3 separate regions of the Mus musculus genome follow, and regions 1 and 2 are each linked to region 3. Evidence: chromatin contacts called from ENCODE Hi-C or POLR2A ChIA-PET data. All regions are on one chromosome and are shown on one strand. Each heading gives the region's core, a stretch centred on a gene start or an enhancer-like site at or near the end of the contact. The rest is flanking DNA. Distances are from core to core; before and after follow the strand shown.

Evidence for each region. A loop is a pair of places that touch in the nucleus more often than their neighbours do. ChIA-PET counts read pairs that join two places held with the same protein, here RNA polymerase II (POLR2A).
Region 1: POLR2A ChIA-PET joins it to region 3 with 11 read pairs in Patski. The contact joins the promoter of Hyou1 here to the promoter of Hinfp in region 3. A Hi-C loop is called at or near these places in 1 of 37 maps with a recorded cell type or tissue (heart). POLR2A ChIA-PET finds 5 or more read pairs at or near these places in 4 of 5 experiments (Patski and embryonic stem cell).
Region 2: POLR2A ChIA-PET joins it to region 3 with 14 read pairs in embryonic stem cell. The contact joins the promoter of Cbl here to the promoter of Hinfp in region 3. POLR2A ChIA-PET finds 5 or more read pairs at or near these places in 4 of 5 experiments (Patski and embryonic stem cell).

What each region holds. Positions count from the first base shown.
Region 1 is chr9:44,377,692-44,380,767 of GRCm38, forward strand. Hyou1 (hypoxia up-regulated 1) reads left to right here and starts at 1,799. Exons shown (of 26, transcript NM_021395.4): 1 at 1,799-1,904; 2 at 2,822-2,919. The coding sequence starts at 2,829.
Region 2 is chr9:44,232,167-44,235,332 of GRCm38, forward strand. Cbl (Casitas B-lineage lymphoma) reads right to left here and starts at 1,880. Exons shown (of 16, transcript NM_007619.2): 1 at 1,534-1,880. The coding sequence starts at 1,722.
Region 3 is chr9:44,304,044-44,307,022 of GRCm38, forward strand. Hinfp (histone H4 transcription factor) reads right to left here and starts at 1,628. Exons shown (of 10, transcript NM_172162.3): 1 at 1,573-1,628.

The sequences.
Region 1 (3,076 bases), core at 549-3,048, 74 kb after region 3:
ACCTCTTCTGGTGTGTCTGAAGGCAGCTACAGTGTACTCATATAAATGAATGAATGAATAAAAAAATATTTTTAAAAAAGGAACAGGAGAGGGGGGAAAGGAGGAGGGGAAGTGAGAGGGAGAGAGGGAGAGAAAAGGGGAGTGCACTAGAGAGATGTTGGGTGTCCTGCACAAGCCTGAGTACCTGAGTTCAGAGGAAAATATTCGCATTTTAAAAGGCCCTATGCACTTGTAATCACAGTGCTGTTGAGGTTGGAGTAGGGAAACTCACTGGGGCTTGGTGGGCACCAGCCTAGCTCCATGTTTCATGAGAGACCCTGTCTAAAAAAATAAATAAGGCAGAAATTGATAGAGCAGGACATCTAATGTTCTTTTCTGGACTCAGCACACACACACAAACACAAATGCCATATGTGTGTACAGCACACACAAAATGAAAAAAGCGAAACTCAACAGAATCGACAACTTACACATCTATCACTGGCAGATAAAGCCCACATTATGCACTGTTGTACACAATGTTGTACAGTAGTAACGAGGGAAATCCCACTGACACAGAAAATTCTTAGTTGAAAAATAGCAAATAATTGCTTTTTTTGTTATTGTTCGAAAAATGTTACTTTTCTAGAAAGAGATATGTGTATCATAATGAGCAGGAAGTTACATATCATGCTACAGATAAGAGTGGGAGGTTGTGTCAGGGGACTTACTTTTATTTATAAATCTTTTCTCTGGGTAGCAGTGTGTGTGTTTGGTTGGTTTCGTTTTTGAGACAGAGTTTCTCTGGGTAGCCTTGGTTGTTTGTTGTGGAACTTGCTCCGTAGACCAGGATGGCCTCAAGCAGGTAGAGATCTGCTTGCCTCTGCCTCCCAAGTGCTAAGATTAAGGCCACCACCACCAGTCCGTTCCTAATCTTTACATCACATGAATACTCATTTTTTAAAAAAAGATTTATTTATTATTATATGTAAGTACACTGTCTTTAGACACACTAGAAGAGGGAGGGCATCATATCTCATTATGGGTGGTTGTGAGCCACCCACCATGTGATTGCTGGGAATTGAACTCCGTACCTTTGGAAGAGCAGTCAGTGCTCTTACCCACTGAGCCATTTCACCAGCCCGAATACTCATTTCTTTTCTTAATTTTTGAACGGTGTTGTTGATGGAATCCAGAGCCTTAACTACGCCAGACAAGAGCTGTATCTCTGAGCTATTTTCCCAGCCCTGAACCATTCCTAAGAAGAAACAATGACGGTACCAAAGGTCAAGCCAATTAAAGTCTTATTTTTTAGTTTGCAATATCGTCTCTCGTACTATTGGGGTTCAGAGTTAAAGCCAATCCGTCACAAACACGGTTTATCTCCGGCCCATCAGCGAACATCATTCTTGTGGCTTAGGTTTTTCAATGAACCCATAAAGTTGGAGTGGTCCCCTGTTATCTTGCCCAAGTCCAGGGCACACGCATGCGCCTCTTCCGCGTCGCCGCAGCGAATGCAGCTCAGTATGATTCCGTCGCGCGGATGCCCCAGGTAACCGGAAGAAGGCCAAGGACTTCGCAATCCACGAGAGCACCTGCTCCCACGCGGGGTTCCGCTAGGGTTCCGCATCGAAGCGTCCGGCACCGATGCTGGCAGAAGTCCCGCGAGGAGTAACCCGGCCGCGAACCGTGACGTGGCCCAATCCGCAGCCAGCTCTGGCAGTTTCGTCCCAACCGGTACTCAGGCCCAGCTGCGTCCTCGAGGGGCGGGGCCGCAGAGGGGCGGGTCTTCTACGTGGACCAATGGGGTCTCGCGCCGGGTCTCGTGGGCGGTGCTAAGTGCGCGGCGCAGGGCCGAGCGGCAGGGGCGCCAATGAGCGTGCGCCGCGTCCGGGGCCGGCTGGTGCGCGAGACGCCGCTGAGAGGTTGGTGGCCACTGTAACAGTTTGCAAACGAAGGGGAGTTGTGAAGGGCCCGGGGTTGGGGTCGTGCTGCTGGCCGTGTGGGTACGTCCTCGCCGCCTTGATCCCGGAGCGAAGGACACAGGAGCTGAAGGCCAGAGGGAGCGGGGGTGAGGATGGAGCAGCCGTCGGGCCGCGGCTCCTAGGGGAGGCAGCGTGCTAGCTTCGGGGGCGGGCCGGTAGCCGGAGCGAGGGCCGCACGGACACCGGTCCCTTCGGTCCTGAAGTTCAGGCGCTGAGCTGCCCCCTCGCGCTCAGGGTGGGCCTGAATCCATTTCTGGGAGTGGGATCTTCCACCTTCGTCAGGTGAGGTTTAGGTGAACATCCACCCGGCTTGTAACCTTAGCCTGCACAACGTCTGCGTAGGCAGCGTGGCCCAGGAGTGGGATGGGCAAGGAGGGTGGGCTGGACAATGCTCAGGGAATTCAGAGAAGGGGACAAACCCTTCTGTGCCAGCCATCCCCAACGTCATCACCTTCCAGTTCCTGCCCAAGCTCAACCTGGCTTTCCCGGCCACCCGGGAACCCCAGGTGTGAGGTATTTGAGCCGATTTCGAGGGTCCTGGCCAAGCTCCAGGTGTCTGACAGGTACAGTGCTGTGGTGTGCCGATTGCTTACCTGTACGTAGACCGAAAAAAGGTCAACTCTTATTTGTCTAAGTAAGTGGTGGAGGGCCCTTTTGCTTCGGCCCGAATGTGAGACACTTGGGAGGATGTTTAAAATGATTGAAACTCCTCAGGAAGGAAGAGAAGAGGTCGAGCTGCTGTGCTTTTTTGCCAAAGTGCAACAGATAAGAATCTTTGAGCTTGTCTGTTCTGGGATGTGGTTCTGTTTCCTTCTTCATTCAGCATCCAGTTACAAGTGTTTTTCCTTTCCCATTAGGGTCACAATGGCAGCCACAGTAAGAAGGCAGAGGCCAAGGAGGCTACTCTGTTGGGCCTTGGTGGCTGTCCTCTTGGCAGACCTGTTGGCACTGAGCGGTATGTACCTGGCTAAGGTGTTAAAGAAGAATGGAAGGATAAGAGGGCACAAGGTGCCTACTCGAGTTTGGGGTTGCTGGATCTAGCCTTTTTCTTTGTCTTTGCCATGGAAAGCAGGCTGCTTCCATTGATTTGCCTTAGGAAGGCAGGAGGGTGT
Region 2 (3,166 bases), core at 630-3,129, 72 kb before region 3:
TTGGTTATACTGGGCCTGGAGAGACTGTGCAGTGGTTAAGAGCATTTGTTGTTCATGCAGAAGACACAGGTTCAATTCCCAGCATCTGGCTCGAAAGCACCCATAACTCCAGTTCCAGGGAACCCAACATCTGACTGCATGCATGTGATACAATCATACATGCACACAAAATATCCAAAGTAGTCAAATATTTTAAAAAGAAAAACAAGGTATCAGCATATCTTTTCAATAAAGTCAGTTCCACAACACCAAAATAATCAGCATACTTATGCCATTAATTGCAATATCAACTGGGACCAGGGAGGGGGGCTGCCACAATTCAAATTACTTAATGTAGGGGGGGGGGGGTCAGCCCTGGAAAAGTGGCTCTGAAACCTGGTATGGAGTGCAAGAGTGTTAATTCTCACACAAGACTTATTAAGCATTTATATAGCAGTTACATTGGCCAAGTGCTTCATAATCATTTTATTGGCTGTTTCTAGTCCAAAACAACCCATAGAGAACTTTACAGAAGAGGAACCTAGGCCCAGAGAGGAACCAAAGAAAACCAAATTTACTCCGGAGGAAATAACACCATTCACTTACATGCCGGGGCCTCCTAATCACATTTATCTGCAGTAGGAATGTTGAAAAAAATAATAACTGTGGTAAGAGTTAAGGAAACAGAGCACTGACTTCCAACAAAATGTTAAGACAAGATTGTGTATTCACGTTTAAGTACTGGGGCCAACTACAAGACTACATTATACAGGCTCAACTGTAAGGAAGTAAGATTCTCCTGATTGACAGACTTAAAGGGCTAACCATAGGCAACCCCACCCCCGCACCTGATTTTATAATGGCTATCAAAGGGGTCTTAAATAATAAGCAGGTAGGCCCGTTACAAAAATCAAACACTACAGCCCAGCGAAAAGCACCGAGAGCAAGCAGGAAGTTCTGTAGAAGTCAGACTATTAATTCAGCACGCTCAGTCAGTCCACCTTTCGAAAGATAATGGTTCTAACCAGAACTTGTGGTTTAACCAGTGCCTATCTCAGCAGCAGCGATGGATTACATCCAACACTTTGCAAGACAAAAACTTAAGCCATCCTTAGCGGAGAAGGGAAGTTCCTTCCTTCCCTGCCCCCATTTAAACCCACCTCTTTTTCTTTGATCTGTGTGCTACATCTTAATGAGAAAAAACTATAAGCTCACCCTGACCGCAGTCAGCCGGGCCGCCTCCTGAACCCAAGTCCCTCACCCAGGGCGACTCCTCTTCCAAACCCGGAGCCGTAGCCGGCAGATCCAACACACATCCCACCCCCAGCACCCCAGGCCCACCTCCCGGGGCTCACTCGACGACCCACATCCCCAAGCTCCGCACCCCCATCGCACTTCCGCCCGGGTGGCGCGGTGACCAGCCCTCCCCCAGCCCCCACCCCATCTTTGTCTGGCTCCCCCACACCTCAACGTTCCCAACTGCCAACGGCAGCCCTCCCTGGCGCCCCACCGCCCACGCCCACCCGGCGCCGCGCGCGCCCGCAGGCCGCTCACCTTGTCCATGAGCTTCCAGCACTTCTCCACCATCTTCTTGTCCACCGTGCAGGGAGGGTGCGGGCTGAGGTGGTGGTGGTGGTGGTGCGGCTGGAAGGCGTCCTTCATGAGCCCGATCAGGCCGCCCGCTCCCGAGCCCCCAGAGCCGCCGCCGCCGGCGCCCGAGCTCTTCTTCACGTTGCCGGCCATGGCCAGCGGAGGGTCGGGAGCCCGCTCGGCCGCGAGCGAGGGAATGGAGCCGGGCGAGAAGGAGGGGCCTCTCCGGCAACCACCGCCGGCGCTCGCAGCCCAGGGAGTGAGAGGGAGGCGCCCGCCCTGAGGCGCGCCCCTGCGCGGGCGCGAGCGCGGCCGGCGCAACGCGGGGGCGCGCGCCGGAGACGGGCAAGCACGGCACGCCGCGGCGACCCCCAACGCGCGCACGAGCTCGCGTGCACCCGCGTGCCCCGCGGCTCCCGGAAAGCCTCGACCAAGTTTCCGCGCCCACTGCTCCCGCCCTGACCCACTGGGACGGGCGGGGCGGAGCCCAAAGAAAACTCAGTGCCTGCGCCCTCTGCTGGAGAAGAGAGGAATGGAAGGAAAGAGGTGGGGTCCAAGGTAGAACCTGCGCACTAGGCAGAAGAGAAGCCTGGCCGTCCATGTTCGTTGTGGCCTGGGCTTGTTGCCTCCGGGAGTTGAGTCATGGCTGTGCTCGGATTAAGACGGGTAGGGATGGAAGGAGTCTTCTAAATGTGGATATTGAGCTTCGAGTTATCTGCCTCATCTTGTGGAAAGATGGAAAAAGAAAGCCAAAGTTCGTTTTCTTCCCCTTAGTGTTTTTATTTTTGTGGTGATTGGAATTGAACCTACGACCTCACACATCCTAGACAAGTACCCCACCTTGAGCTATATCCCTATTCCACCATCTTGTTTCACCATGTAGCCCTGGCTGCCTTGGAACTCGCTGTGTAGACCAGGGTGGCTCTGAACTCACAGAGATTCACATGCCTCTACCTCCCGAGCGCAGGGATTAAAAATCGCCTTGGTATTTATAACCCTCAAAGGTTGGGAATTCAGTTGCTGCAGCTTTTTGCAGACTAAGTCACATAAAGGTTTAAGGTTAAGGACACTCGCGTCTCACGCGCTTCTTCCAGACTTTTTAACCTTTTTAAAACAAGTAACTTCCTTTTGATCTTTTTCTTTCTGAAGAGCAATTCCTTTTCTGGGAACTGAATATGTACTTTAAAGATATTCTATTGCTCAGCGGAATGCGCTGGCGGCACGAGGCCCCGCCCACAGAGGCTGTGAGCCACTTGCATGGAGGGAACAGAAATTCAGCTCCCGGACACCTTCACTTCCCTAATCTTCAGACTTCACTAGAAGTACTTTGAAAATAGGAACTTCTTTTCCAAAGAAGAAGAAAGTACCCAACCTTGGTTTGCTAATATTTTTTTAGCTCCAAAACCATTTGGTGACATTAAGTACTCAGTTCTGCCACCAAGCCTTTGGCTGGTAGGTTGTTGAACTTGTCCAGTACTTGAAGAAAGAAAACAGTCTCTGAACACCAGAATTATTCAGTCCCACAACTTTGGGTTGCAAATCAGTCATTTTTTTTTTTTTTTTTCGAGACAGGGTTTCTCTGTGTAGTCCTGGCTGA
Region 3 (2,979 bases), core at 378-2,877:
CTGCAGATCAAACCAAGGGCCTCCCGAGGTTTGTGAAGCAAGTACTTTACTGAGCCACCTCTAGCCTCATATTAAGCATTTTATTTGCATCATGTTATTAGTAACACTATGAGGCAGGCATCATTTAAACCTCATTTATAGATAAGCTGAAGCTGAGCCCAAAGTTCATATTCTTATTTCATATAGCCTACATGACCCTGAAGCATTCTACTCCTTACTGGATTACGTTAAATTTTCCGTCAGGCATTCAATACCATAATTTGTCTTTGCTTTGCCCACACAATACTAGATCCCACTACTCCTTTAACGTTAAAATGTAGATTCCATTTGACTGAAGGAGCCCTGTTTACACTCCAGTGTCTATACTTTACTAAACATTTTTAAGAATATAATAAGCTGGGCGTGGTGGTGCACGCCTTTAATCCCAGCACTCGGGAGGCAGAGGCAGGCGGATTTCTGAGTTTAAGGCTAGCCTGGTCTACAAAGTGAGTTCCAGGACAGCCAGGGCTACACAGACAAACCCTGTCTCTAAAAACAAAACAAAACAAAAGTATATAATAAGTATGTAGTTTAAAAGAACGAGAACAAAGTGAAAGGTTGATGCAAAATTTCTAGGAGGGACATTAAAGGGACAATTCTGCAGAAGTGAGATGGCTCAGTGGGGGAAAGCAGCTCTTGTCACACTAGCCTGACAACCTGAATATGACCCCAGGAACCCCACCACCACCATTCACTCACATATGCTCACACCACTAATCAAGTGGTGGGGAACAGGGTGGCGTTGCCAGTCTTTGAGACAGGATCTCTTGAGAATTTCAGGACAGCCAGAGCCACAAAGTTAAGATGGTCTCACAAAAAAGAAAGCCACCACGGACATCACATTATGTCTAAGGGTGTATCTGTCTGAAGAGGAAGTCAGAAGGATGGAGAAGGAAAATAAAACGAAACTCCTTAGTTTTGTGATCTTAAATTACTTAAGCCATATGGGCCTAATGCACTACTGAGGCTCACTAAGGGTTTGCTACATCTAGCCTTGTTTCTGAGTGTTAATTAGGGGATGGAGAAGCATCCAACCCCCCCAGGATCCTTACCTGACATTTCATCACTAGTCAAAGTACAAAACCATCCCATCAACAATTATCAGGAGAGTATATACTCTATCGCCAGGCACCAATGAACTCTGAGCCACAATCCAGAAGAAAGGCCCAGGTCCTAAACAAGGACTCACAGACCAGGATCTGACGGCTGAACCCCGCAACCAATCCAAGGCGCAGGACCAGGGAGATCGGGACACGAAAAGGCCGGTGGGCAGCCTCGCCTGGGCGCTGAGGCCGGAGGATAGGTAGCTAGAACTCAGAGGAAGTAGCCCATCCGGGAGAGCTTCCCGGGATCCCCGGCGTCAAGCGTGGTGCCGAGGGAGTCCAGCCGCAGAGACCCCCTAGCCCGAGGGCGCGGAGGCTAAGGGCCGGCACGGACGCCACACCGAGCGGCTCCAGGAAGCCCGGCCTTCCGCAGGCTCCGGAGAGAGCCGCTTTAGCCGCCAAGGTACGGGAGCCGCAAGCCTCCACTCACCTGCCAGCGCCGCTGGTTTGCCCAGCGCCCCACCCACCTCACACCATCTACCCCGAGGCGTTTGAGCGACGACCAGCGACAGCCAATCGCCGCTCTCGAGTCGACCGACAGCCAATGGCCGCTGCGTCTGTCAGAGCCCGTGCGCACCAAAACACGGAAGAGGCGGGAATCGTCCCGGAGAGGGCTCCGAGTCCCAAGGGGGAGAGTGAGGGACGACCGGATGTGGCTGAAGTTCGCGTCACCTTCAAAAGTGGGTTGGGCCTGCTCCCGACTGTGCGCAGGCGGGAAGCTTTGAGGCTTGAATTCCCACTACTGCGCAAACTCGCGCCGACCACCCACTGGGCATGCGCCTAGTTTGGCCGGCCTTGTCTGTCATCTTCCTCACGGTGTTTGTAGTTCGGTTAGTTGTCTAGGTAGTTCGCCTACACTGGGGCACCACCTTCATCTTTGATTTTCTTAAGTCTTCTCTGTTTTATGTACCGTACCCCAGGTTGACCTTGGACTCACAGAGACCCACCTGCCTAAGTGCGCCACCTCACCAAGTTTAAGGGATACTGGGGGATTCATTCAAGGGTTTCTGCTTGCTAGACAAATGCTCTACCAACAGACACACACACACCAGCCCCGGAGTCTACTTTTTTTTTTTTTCTTTTTTCTTTTTTTTTTTTTTTTTTTGGTTTTTTCGAGACAGGGTTTCTCTGTGTAGCCCTGGCTGTCCTGGAACTCAGAAATCTGCCTGCCTCTGCCTCCCAAGTGCTGGGATTAAAGGCGTGCACCACCACGCCCGGCCGAAGTCTACTTTCTTTAACACGTGATCATCCATATTCCTCTATCTTCACTTCCATTCTGTTCGACGAATGACACCCATTCCAGAACTCCACACTCATTTAACATGCCCCAGTGCTTAATTTCTCTACAAGACATCCTTCACAGAGCCCAGCAAAGTGATCTTTAACAAAACCAGACTCGATCAAGTCAGAATTCTGTGTAAAATATTCAAAGGCGTTCTGTTGCCTTCAGTACAATGGCCCCAAACCAAATGGAGAATTTCCAAACGCCAGCATCTGGGTGCTGCCTACCTCAAATCCTATCTTGCGTCTTGGACCTCATTTCCTGCACCTCAGACACAAATTTCAGTTTCCCCACCACACTGTGCCTCCTTTTACTTCCCATGTGTCCACTTGTTTTCCCCTGAAAGTCTCCCCTTCCCACTTCCCATTACGTAACTAGCCATTCTTGTGTTTTCAATGGAGACGGTCCTTTGCCTGAGAATTGACTCTTCTTATTATGATATATTGTATTTGTGCTTACTACTGTGCAGTCTACACTACCCAGTGAGAAAGACCAGTTGCGCCTATTTCTTCGTTTTTATAAACCAGTCACAGTCACACAATCCAGTGAAGGAAA